Regions from separate parts of the Homo sapiens genome. Here region 1 is linked to region 2. A link is a contact called in ENCODE Hi-C data. All regions are on one chromosome and are shown on one strand. Each heading gives the region's core, a stretch centred on a gene start or an enhancer-like site at or near the end of the contact. The rest is flanking DNA. Distances are from core to core; before and after follow the strand shown. Region 1 holds the start of LUZP1 (leucine zipper protein 1). Region 2 overlaps USP48 (ubiquitin specific peptidase 48).

The links. A loop is a pair of places that touch in the nucleus more often than their neighbours do. Pooled maps may share reads with other maps.
Region 1: a pooled map shows a loop between it and region 2 (2.2-fold over the local background). The contact joins the promoter of LUZP1 here to the enhancer-like site in region 2. A Hi-C loop is called at or near these places in 2 of 50 pooled maps.

The regions. Positions count from the first base shown.
Region 1 is chr1:23,166,830-23,170,966 of GRCh38, reverse strand. It overlaps LUZP1 (leucine zipper protein 1), which reads left to right and starts at 2,111. Exons shown (of 4, transcript NM_001395462.2): 1 at 2,111-2,201. RefSeq lists enhancers at 1,217-1,266, 2,342-2,873, 2,874-3,405 and silencers at 1,912-1,971, 2,963-3,102.
Region 2 is chr1:21,763,317-21,767,865 of GRCh38, reverse strand. The region is part of intron 1 of USP48 (ubiquitin specific peptidase 48); the gene reads left to right. Among named protein-coding and RNA genes, the nearest start is that of USP48, 18 kb to the left of the region's middle. Within about 2 kb of position 2,970, at least 18 of the 41 ENCODE cell types and tissues checked have a DNase peak (open chromatin) inside an H3K27ac peak, as active enhancers do.

The DNA.
Region 1 (4,137 bases), core at 862-3,361, 1.4 Mb before region 2:
ACGGGCACCACCAGGCCTGGCTAATTTTTAGTATTTTTTGTAAAGACGGGGTTTTGCCATGTTGCCCAGGCTGGTCTCAAACTCCTGGACTCAAGTGATCCATCCCCCTGGACTCAAGTGATCCTCCCAAAGTGGTGGGATTGCAGGCATGAGCAACCGCGCCTGGTCAATATAATACTACTGAAAATAAGAATGACAGGGGCCTGATGTGGTGGCTCACGTCTGTAATCCTAGCACTTACGGAGGCCAAGGTGAGTGGATCACCTGAGGTCAGGAGTTCGAGACCAGCGTGGCCAACATGGTGAAACACCGTCTCTACTAAAAATACAAAAATTAGCCAGGTGTGGTGGCAAGTGCCGGTAATCCCAGCTACTTGGGAGGCTGAGGCAGGAGAATCTCTTGAACCTGGAAGGCAGAGGTTGCAGTGAACTGAGATCGTGCCACTGCACTCCAGCCTGGGCGACAAGAGAGAAAATTCGTCTCAAAAAAAAAAAAAAAAAAAAAGAAAGAAAAAGAAAATAAGAATGACAATCATATTGTTCATATTGTTTGTGGAACACTGTGCCTGATGTTTTCCATACAGTATCTTAGGTAATTTTAAAACAAACACCACAAGACTATATTATTATCCCCATTTTATAGATGAGAAGACAGGCTCAGAGATGGCTATTATGACCCCAGAACATATGATCCCAGGGTTTTCTGGCATCAGAGCTTGAGCTCCACAAACATGTGTGGGTTCTGACCTCCAGGAAGTGCTAAGAAACAAATGGGAGGTCAGTTCTTTATAAGTTGTAGTGTTCATGCCCACGTGAGGGTTAAACACAATGTTATTGGTTATTCAGAACAGGGAGGATTGCTTTCTGGCTGGGAGAAGCTGGGAGGTGAGACAGCAGGGGAAGAGCTTCAGCAAAGGGTCAAATGTGGGAAAGCAGTGGGTGTGCTAAGAGAAGTTTGGATAAACTTTGTGTGTGTGTGTGTGTGTGTGTGTGTGTAAAGGTAGGAAGTGATCATACCAGGCCAGGGCTTTGGCCTTTATTCCATAGGCAATAAAGAGCTTACACAAGAGATGTCTCAAGAGACCAACCATGCTGCTGTAGTCAGAGAGGAAGCAGCCCTCAGCCCATCTGTGTCCTGGCTTGTGAATGCTGCTGCGTGCCAGCGTGTGGGAGGGCATCCGCAGCGAGAGCAGTCTCTGGCTGTGTCCTGTACTATGCTGGGTGTGGGTCTTGGGCTGTCTTTGAAGCCTTCCTCCTGGCTTCTCAGGGCACTAGGTGCCTTTTAGATAGTAGACTTAAAGGAAGTATGTCATAGAAGTATGGGAGGGGATTTTGAGATCATCTGGTTATTCCCCCTTCCCATTTTAAAGAAGATGAAAATCGGGAACATAGATGGGAAAGTACTTGTCTAGCATCACACAAAGAATTAATAGCACAGTGGGGGACGGGAACCCATGCCTCCCGAGTCTGAGCTGAGTTCCTTCTCTGCATTTGCAGAGTAATAGAAATAGGATTTGTTGAGTGATTATTCCATATCAGGTTCTAGGCTAAGCACCTTTCCATTGATTATCTCATTTAATCCTCACAACCCTACTGAGAGTGTCCCGCTTTTTTCTTTTTCTTTTGAGACAGGGTCTCACTCTGTCACCCACGCCGGAGTGCAGTGGCACGATCACGGCTCACTGCAGCCTCGACCTCCCTCGGCTCAAGCGATCCTCCTACTTTAGCTTACCGGCGGGCGCCACCACTCCCGGCTAATTTTTGTATTTTTTATAGAGATGGGGTTTCGCCATGTTGCCCAGGCTGGTCTCGAACTTCTGAGTTTAAGCGATCCGTCCGCCTCAGCCTCCCAAAGTTCTGGGATTACAGACTTGAGCCACCACGCGGGCCGAAAGTGTCCCTCCTGAAATCGAGAAGTCTTGTCTTCCATTTCGATTTCCCAGGGCGCCTAGCACAGGACCCAGCTACGGAGGCAATAAAAACTTGGTGGAGTCTAAGTCCTGGGAAGGGAAAAAAAGGACGGAGGGGGCGGGGCCTACAGACAACCCCGCCCATCACAAAGACCCCGCCTTCCAGAACGCTGACGTCACAATTTGGCCCCGCCCCTCATTGTCAGTCCCGCGGAGCCAGAGGAGGCGCCGGTCGCTGGCAGCTGAGCGGCGGAACCCTTCGCTGGCGGGAGCGCGGTTCGGGGCCGCAGAGGTGAGGGTCCGTGAGGCGGCGGCGGCGGGAGCGCGGCGCGGGGAGGGGAGGGCGGCGGGGTTGGGAGGCCGGTCCCGGGTGAGGTCGGGGCACCCGCGGCCACGGGGCAGAAGAAACCGCGGGCGCAGCCGAGGAGAGATGGGGTGTGGAGTTGGGGGAGAGTTGGAATGGATTTTGGAGGAAGGGCTCAGGAGGAGACCTTTTGGGGCGAGACCCAGCACATGTTTGTGGAGTTGGAGGAAGAGACTCTGAGGAGATTTTTCCTCGGGAGGGGGAGGGAAGGTTCTGAGGAGACTTCTTGGTGGGAGCGAGACTCTGAGGAGAAATGTTTGGGGCAGAGACGCGGAGGAGACATTTTCGAGGGGGCGGCGAAGAGTTTCGGGGGTAGAGTTTGGGGTTGGGGGAGGGGGCGCGGGCCGACAGGGGCGGGGGGCGACGAGGCGGCCGTGGAGGGGGCTGCGCGGGGCCCGGCGGGCACCGGAGGAAGGAAGTGATCAGACAGGAAGGGCCCGGGAGCTGCAGCAGCAGGAGGAGGAGGGCGGTTTGGGAGCGCGTCGGGCCGGCGTGCGGGGCCAGCTGCGGGCGCGGGGCGCGGGCCGCGGGCCGGGCGGGGAGGGGTCCCGCGGCCGCCGCAGCTGTCGGCCGCGCCGGCCCGCGTCCCGGGCGCTCTGCTGGTCTCGCAGCCAGACCGCTGGGCCGGGAAGGAATTCGAGGCATTCGCTTTGTTTAAGTTGCCAGTAGACAGTCCTTAGGACTAATTAATGGTGGAATCTGCAGGGGGACGCCGGCGAGCGGGGCCGGGGCCTCCCCCCGCCCGCCGCGGTGAACTTTCCGCAGCGCGGGGCCCGCCTCCCGGCGCACCCCCGGCCCCCGCCCAGCCGCCCGGGCAGGGAAGGAGCCATGGCTTCCCGGAGCGCAGGAATGAAGTGCGGTTTCTGGGGCTGGTGGCCTCTGGCTGCGGAGCCTGCCTGCAGGGAACCTGGCGACCCGCAGCGGCCGCGCTGGGGCTTCGGAGCCCGGTTTAGAGCTCTTGGAGGTGGCTGCGGTTTCTGTGCATAACCTTGGAGGAGCCTCTGTGAGCCGAGAAAGACCATCTTGCTTTGGAGCATCTGTTTCTTCATCGCGTCAACCCCTTTCCTAACACTGCAGAGCTTGTTGTGGCTTGTTTCGGGAATGCCGAGGCCAGTGCTCACCCTTGCGGGTGGGAGAGGGGAAGAGAGTAGGCACCCCCAAAACCCCTGTAGTGTGATTTCCAGAAGGCCAGACTGCCTGCAGCTCCACCGTCGCACCTTCACTGACTTGAATGACCTTGGGAGAAGGATTGCGCTGCTGAGCCCTTGGTGCCTTATCTGTCGTTGGAGGAGAAAATACTCTCTGGACCTCCCTGCCTTTTGGGGATGTTTTGAGGGGTGGGGTTTGCTCAGGGTATTTCTTTTACAGACGGCTGCAGTTCTGGCCTAAGGAGCTGGACTGGTGTCAGAGCCGGGAGAATTCAGATCACCTAATAAGATTTGACTACCTCAAATTAGGGAGGGAGGGGTTTGGATTTTAGGAGGACATTTCTTTTTGGGGAATCTGGAAGGTGTGTTCCAGATTGCCTTCTGTCACCTTGTTTGCAACTTTGGTAGTATTCATGTGGTTAAATTGAATTACCCCCATAGAAAATTCTTCTTTTGTCAGAAATAATTGTTTTGCTCAGAATTCCCCTGGGGGCAGATTAAGGTTTTGCTCAATTTACTCCTAGAAGAATTTACTCCTAGAAGAATTTTCCAGGTTTCTAAAATTAAATCACTTTTCTAAACATAGTAACTAAAGTTTGAAAAGCTGGAAATAGTGAGCTGGGAAGGGAATGGGTTGGAGTATGAAGAAGGCAGCAAACACAGGTTCATTGTTGACCAGTGATTAATAATGCGGATTGTTAATTAGCCTTCGTTGA
Region 2 (4,549 bases), core at 1,721-4,220:
CATGAGGCATTACATGAAAATCACTGTAAAGTTTTTAGTAACTAGAACCTAGAATTTATATTATCATGGTTCTCCTTTATTTTCACTTTCAGGAAAATCTGTACTTTAGTGTTTTAAGTAAACTAGTTTCCTTCTTCAATGATTTTTCAAAAAATTTTTCTTTAAAAACAATTTATTTGTAAGCAGGCAACGTAGTGAGACCCTGTCTCTAGAAAAAAAAAAAAAGCTCTCTAAAAAGTCCTGGCCGGGTCGCGGTGGCTCATGCCTGTAATCCCAGCACTTTGGGAGGCCGAGGTGGGCAGGTCACGAGGTTAGGAGATCGAGACCAGCCTGGCCAACATAGTGAAACTCCATCTCTACTAAAAATACAAAAATTAGCCGGGCATGGTGACGCACACCTGGAGTCCCAGCTACTCGGGAGGCTGAGGCAGGAGAATCACTTGAAACCAGGAGGTGGAGGTTGCAGTGAGCTGAGATTGAGCCACTGCACCACTGCACTCTAGCCTGGGCAACAGAGCGAGACACCGTCTCAAAAAATAAAAATAAAAAAGGTCCCAGGCACAGTGGCTCATGCCTATAATCCTGAGTCAAGGAATTCTAGCCCAGCTTGCGCAATGAGGCTAAACCCCATCTCTACAAATGATACAAAAAAGCCGGGTGTGGTGGCGTATGCCTGTGGTCCCAGCTATTTGGAAGGCTGAGGTGGGAAGATCACCTGAGCCTGGGAGTAGAGTATTATACACCCTGAGTGCCCAGGAGGCCATGGATTTTGTTTGTTGTTGTTCTTGTTTTTTGTTTTTTTGAGGCAGAGTCTTGCTCTGTCACCCAGGCTGGAGTACAATGGCATGATCTTGGCTCACTGCAACCTCCGCCTCCTGGGTGCAGGCGATTCTCCTGCCTCAGCCTCCCAAGTAGCTGGGTTTATAGATGCCCGCCACCACGCCGGCTAATTTTTGTATTTGTAGTAGAGACGGGGTTTTGCCATGTTGGCCAGGCTGATCTGGAACTCCTGACCTCAAGTTATCCACTCGACTCAGCTTCCCAAAGTGCTGGGTTACAGGCATGAGTCTCAGGAGGCTCGGGCAGGAGAATGTCTTGAGCCCGTTAGGTAGAGGTTGCAGTGCACTCCAGCCTGGGCAACAGAACGACACTCCATCTCATAAATAAATAAATAAAAACTAAGAAACTAAGAGGTGATGAGGAAGAAGCAGAACCTCTGTAAATGACCATTTGGAGTGAAATCCCTACCCCCTTTCCCATTCAAAGGATGAATCTTTGAACTGCATAGCAACTGTGAAATCTTTGATTATAAATTTTCCACTCATCGTGTGTACTCTTAAATGACAGATCATTGGAGATCTACCAAAACAGAACTGAAAGTGTATCTCCTACCTATAGTCAATATATTATAGAAGGAACTTAGTCATTCATACCCTTTGATACCTAGCCTACTACTTTTCTACTCCCTGAACACAATTTTTGACTTGTGGAACATTGTTTTTTTTTGTGCTGTGTCACCTAGGCTAGGGTGCAGTGCCATGATCTCAGCTCACTGCAACCTCCGCCTCCCGGGTTCAAGTGATTCTCATGACAGCCTCTGGAGTAGCTGGGATTACAAGCATTCGCCACCAAACCCAGCTAATTTTTATATTCTTAGTAGAAGTTTAGTAGGGTTTTGCCACGTTGGCCAGGCTGGTCTTGAACTCCTAGCCTCAAGTGATCCTCCCGCCTCGGCCTTTCAGAGTGCTGGGACTACGGGTGTGAGCCACCACATCCAGCCTGGAAAATCTTTTTGTTACAATTTTGGGCATCATTCCAGATTTCTCCTTTCCTTTCTTGCCTGTTGCATCTTATTAGTCCCCAGTTCTATTGATTTCTTCCCATCAATATGCTTGAACTTCCTCCATTCCTATTCCCACTGAATTGCCTTTTTTTTTTTTTTTTTTTTTTTTTTTTTTTTTTTTGGAGATGGAGTCTCACTTTGTTGCCCAGGCCGGAGCACCATGGGATCTCGGCTAACTGCAACCTCGGCTTCGTAGTTTCAAACTATTCTCCTGTCTCAGGTGATCCACTCACCTCAGCCTTCCAAAGGGCTAGGATTACGGGTGTGAGCCACCACACCCGGCCTAAATTGGCTTTTTAAGACCTCATCTTCCACTAGAAAAATTGTTAGTTATGTCTCACACCTTGTTTAGCTTCGGAACGTCTCATGCCTTGTTCAGCTTCGGGCTGTCCCCCCCTTTTTTTTTTTGACAGAGTCTCGCTCTGTCACCCAGACTTGAGTGCAGTGGCGTGATCTCGGCTCACTGCAACCTCCGCCTCCCGGGTTCAAGCGAGCCTTCTGCCTCAGTCTCTGGAGTAGGTGGGACTACAGGCGCGTGCCACCATGCCTGGCACATTTTTGAATTTTTAGTAGAGAACGGGGTTTCACCATATTAGCCAGGCTGGTCTCAAACTCCTGACCTCAAGTGATCCGCCTGCCTCGACCTCCCAAAATGCTGGGATTACAGGCATGAGCTACCACACCCCGCCCGGTCTGTCCTGTTTACTGCTGCCAAAGTGTGTCCCTGGCCTAAAATCACAGCAGATGTCTGCTTAGTACGTCATAACCAAACCTTTTGGAACCTATCCTCTGCCTAACACGTTGGTGTTCTCATACAGTGCAGTCTTGGAACAAAGTACCCATTAAATTATCTGAATTCCTTATCGTACTATGGCATTGCCATTGTGCTGTTATTACTCAAGTTTGGTGGACCTGTGCCCAGAAGTAGAATTATTGAAACAAAAACATTGTTGTCATTTAACATTTTTGAGATGTTTTCTTTAGTTATTTTTCCTGCAGGGTTATATGATATTTTGATTTATAAGAAATATATGCTTAGTCTTTGTACTACTTCTGGCACAGCTCCTAAAACCTTTGGGATCTCTGAAGTGACTAAGTGTCTTTTTGTATGCTAATGAAATGACTGATGGCTGGGAGCTCTTGGTAGCCTCCACATGGGCTGGTTGCCAGGAGAACCAACCACGATGAGAGGTTTAGAACTTTTTAGTCTGACCTCTGGGAGGGGAGAGGACTAAAGGTTGCTAATCTCCAGTGGCCAGTGATTCAATCAGTCATGCCTATGTAATCAAGTCTTTTTTTTTTTTTTTTTTTGAGACGGAGTGCCACTCTGTCACCCAGGCTGGTGTGGGGTGGCACAATCACGATCTCGGCTCACTGCAACCTCCGCCTCCCGGGTTCAAGCAGTTCTCTGCCTCAGCCTCCAGAGTAGCTGGGATTACAAGCACCTGCCACCATACCTGGCTAAGTTTTGTATTTTTAGTAGAGTCAGGGTTTCACCATCTTGGCCAGGTTGGTCTTGAACTCCTGACCTCATAATCCACCAGCCTCGGCCTCCCACTGCGCCCAGGCTTTTTTTTTTTTTTGGAGACAGGGTCTCTCTCTGATGCCCAGGCTGGAGTGCAGTGGCGTGATCTCAGCTCACTGCAGCCTCTGCCTCCCGGGTTCAAGCAATTCTCTTGTCTCAGCTTCCTGAGCAGCTGGGACTATAGGCATATGCCACCACACCTGGCTAATTTTTTGTATTTTTAGTAAAGATGGGTTTTCGCCATATTGGCCTGGCTGGTGTCAAATTCCTGGCCTCAAGTGATCTGCCTGCCTCAGCCTTGCAAATTGCTGGGACTACAGGTGTGAACCACTGCTCCCAGACACTGTCTCATATTTTGTGAAACACTCAACCTCCTTGATCTGTTTTGATAGTTGATAGACACAGGTACACATAACTGTTTTTCTACTGTAAGGAAATTGGCACACACATGATGATAAATGATCCTTGATACCTGGGGCCTACTCCTAAGGAGGGATAAAATGGAGTTAGGGGCATTGGAGAATGACGAATGGGAGAGGCTACAGCCCTCTGTGGTTGGCATTCTGCTGTGCTGCTAAGGCTGGCTTTAGAAGTAACAGCTTATAATTAGAACTGTGATTTGTGTCTGCCTGTCCATCCGTCCTCCCTCCCTCCCTCCCTTCCTTCCTCCCTTCCTTTTCTTGAAACAGAGTTTCTCTCTAGTTACCAGGGTTGGAGTGCAATGGCATGATCTCGGCTCACCGCACCCTCTGCCTCCTGGGTTCAAGTGATTCTCCTGCCTCAGCCTCCTGAGTAGCTGGAATTACAGGCATGTGCCACCACGCCTGGCTAATTTTTTGTATTTTTAGTAGAGACGAGGTTTCTCTATGTCAGCCAGGCTGGTCTCGAACTCCCGACCTCAGGTGATCTGCCCGCCTTGGCCTCTCAAAGTGTTGGGATTATAGGCGTGAGCCACTGCGCCCAGCTGTTATTTGTGTTTGTTAAGTAGATTCTTTACCTCTCCAAGTAAGAGAACAAACACAACCCCGCCCCCCCATATTGGGCTATGTATGAAAGGCTTAGCAACAATTTAGAAGTTTAGAAAGCCCAAGCCCTTTTAATGCAAAGCACCGCCATTGGCTTTTTGGTTCCCACCTGAAGTGTGGCCATAGAGGCTCGGGAGCCATAGGTTTGGCCTGGGG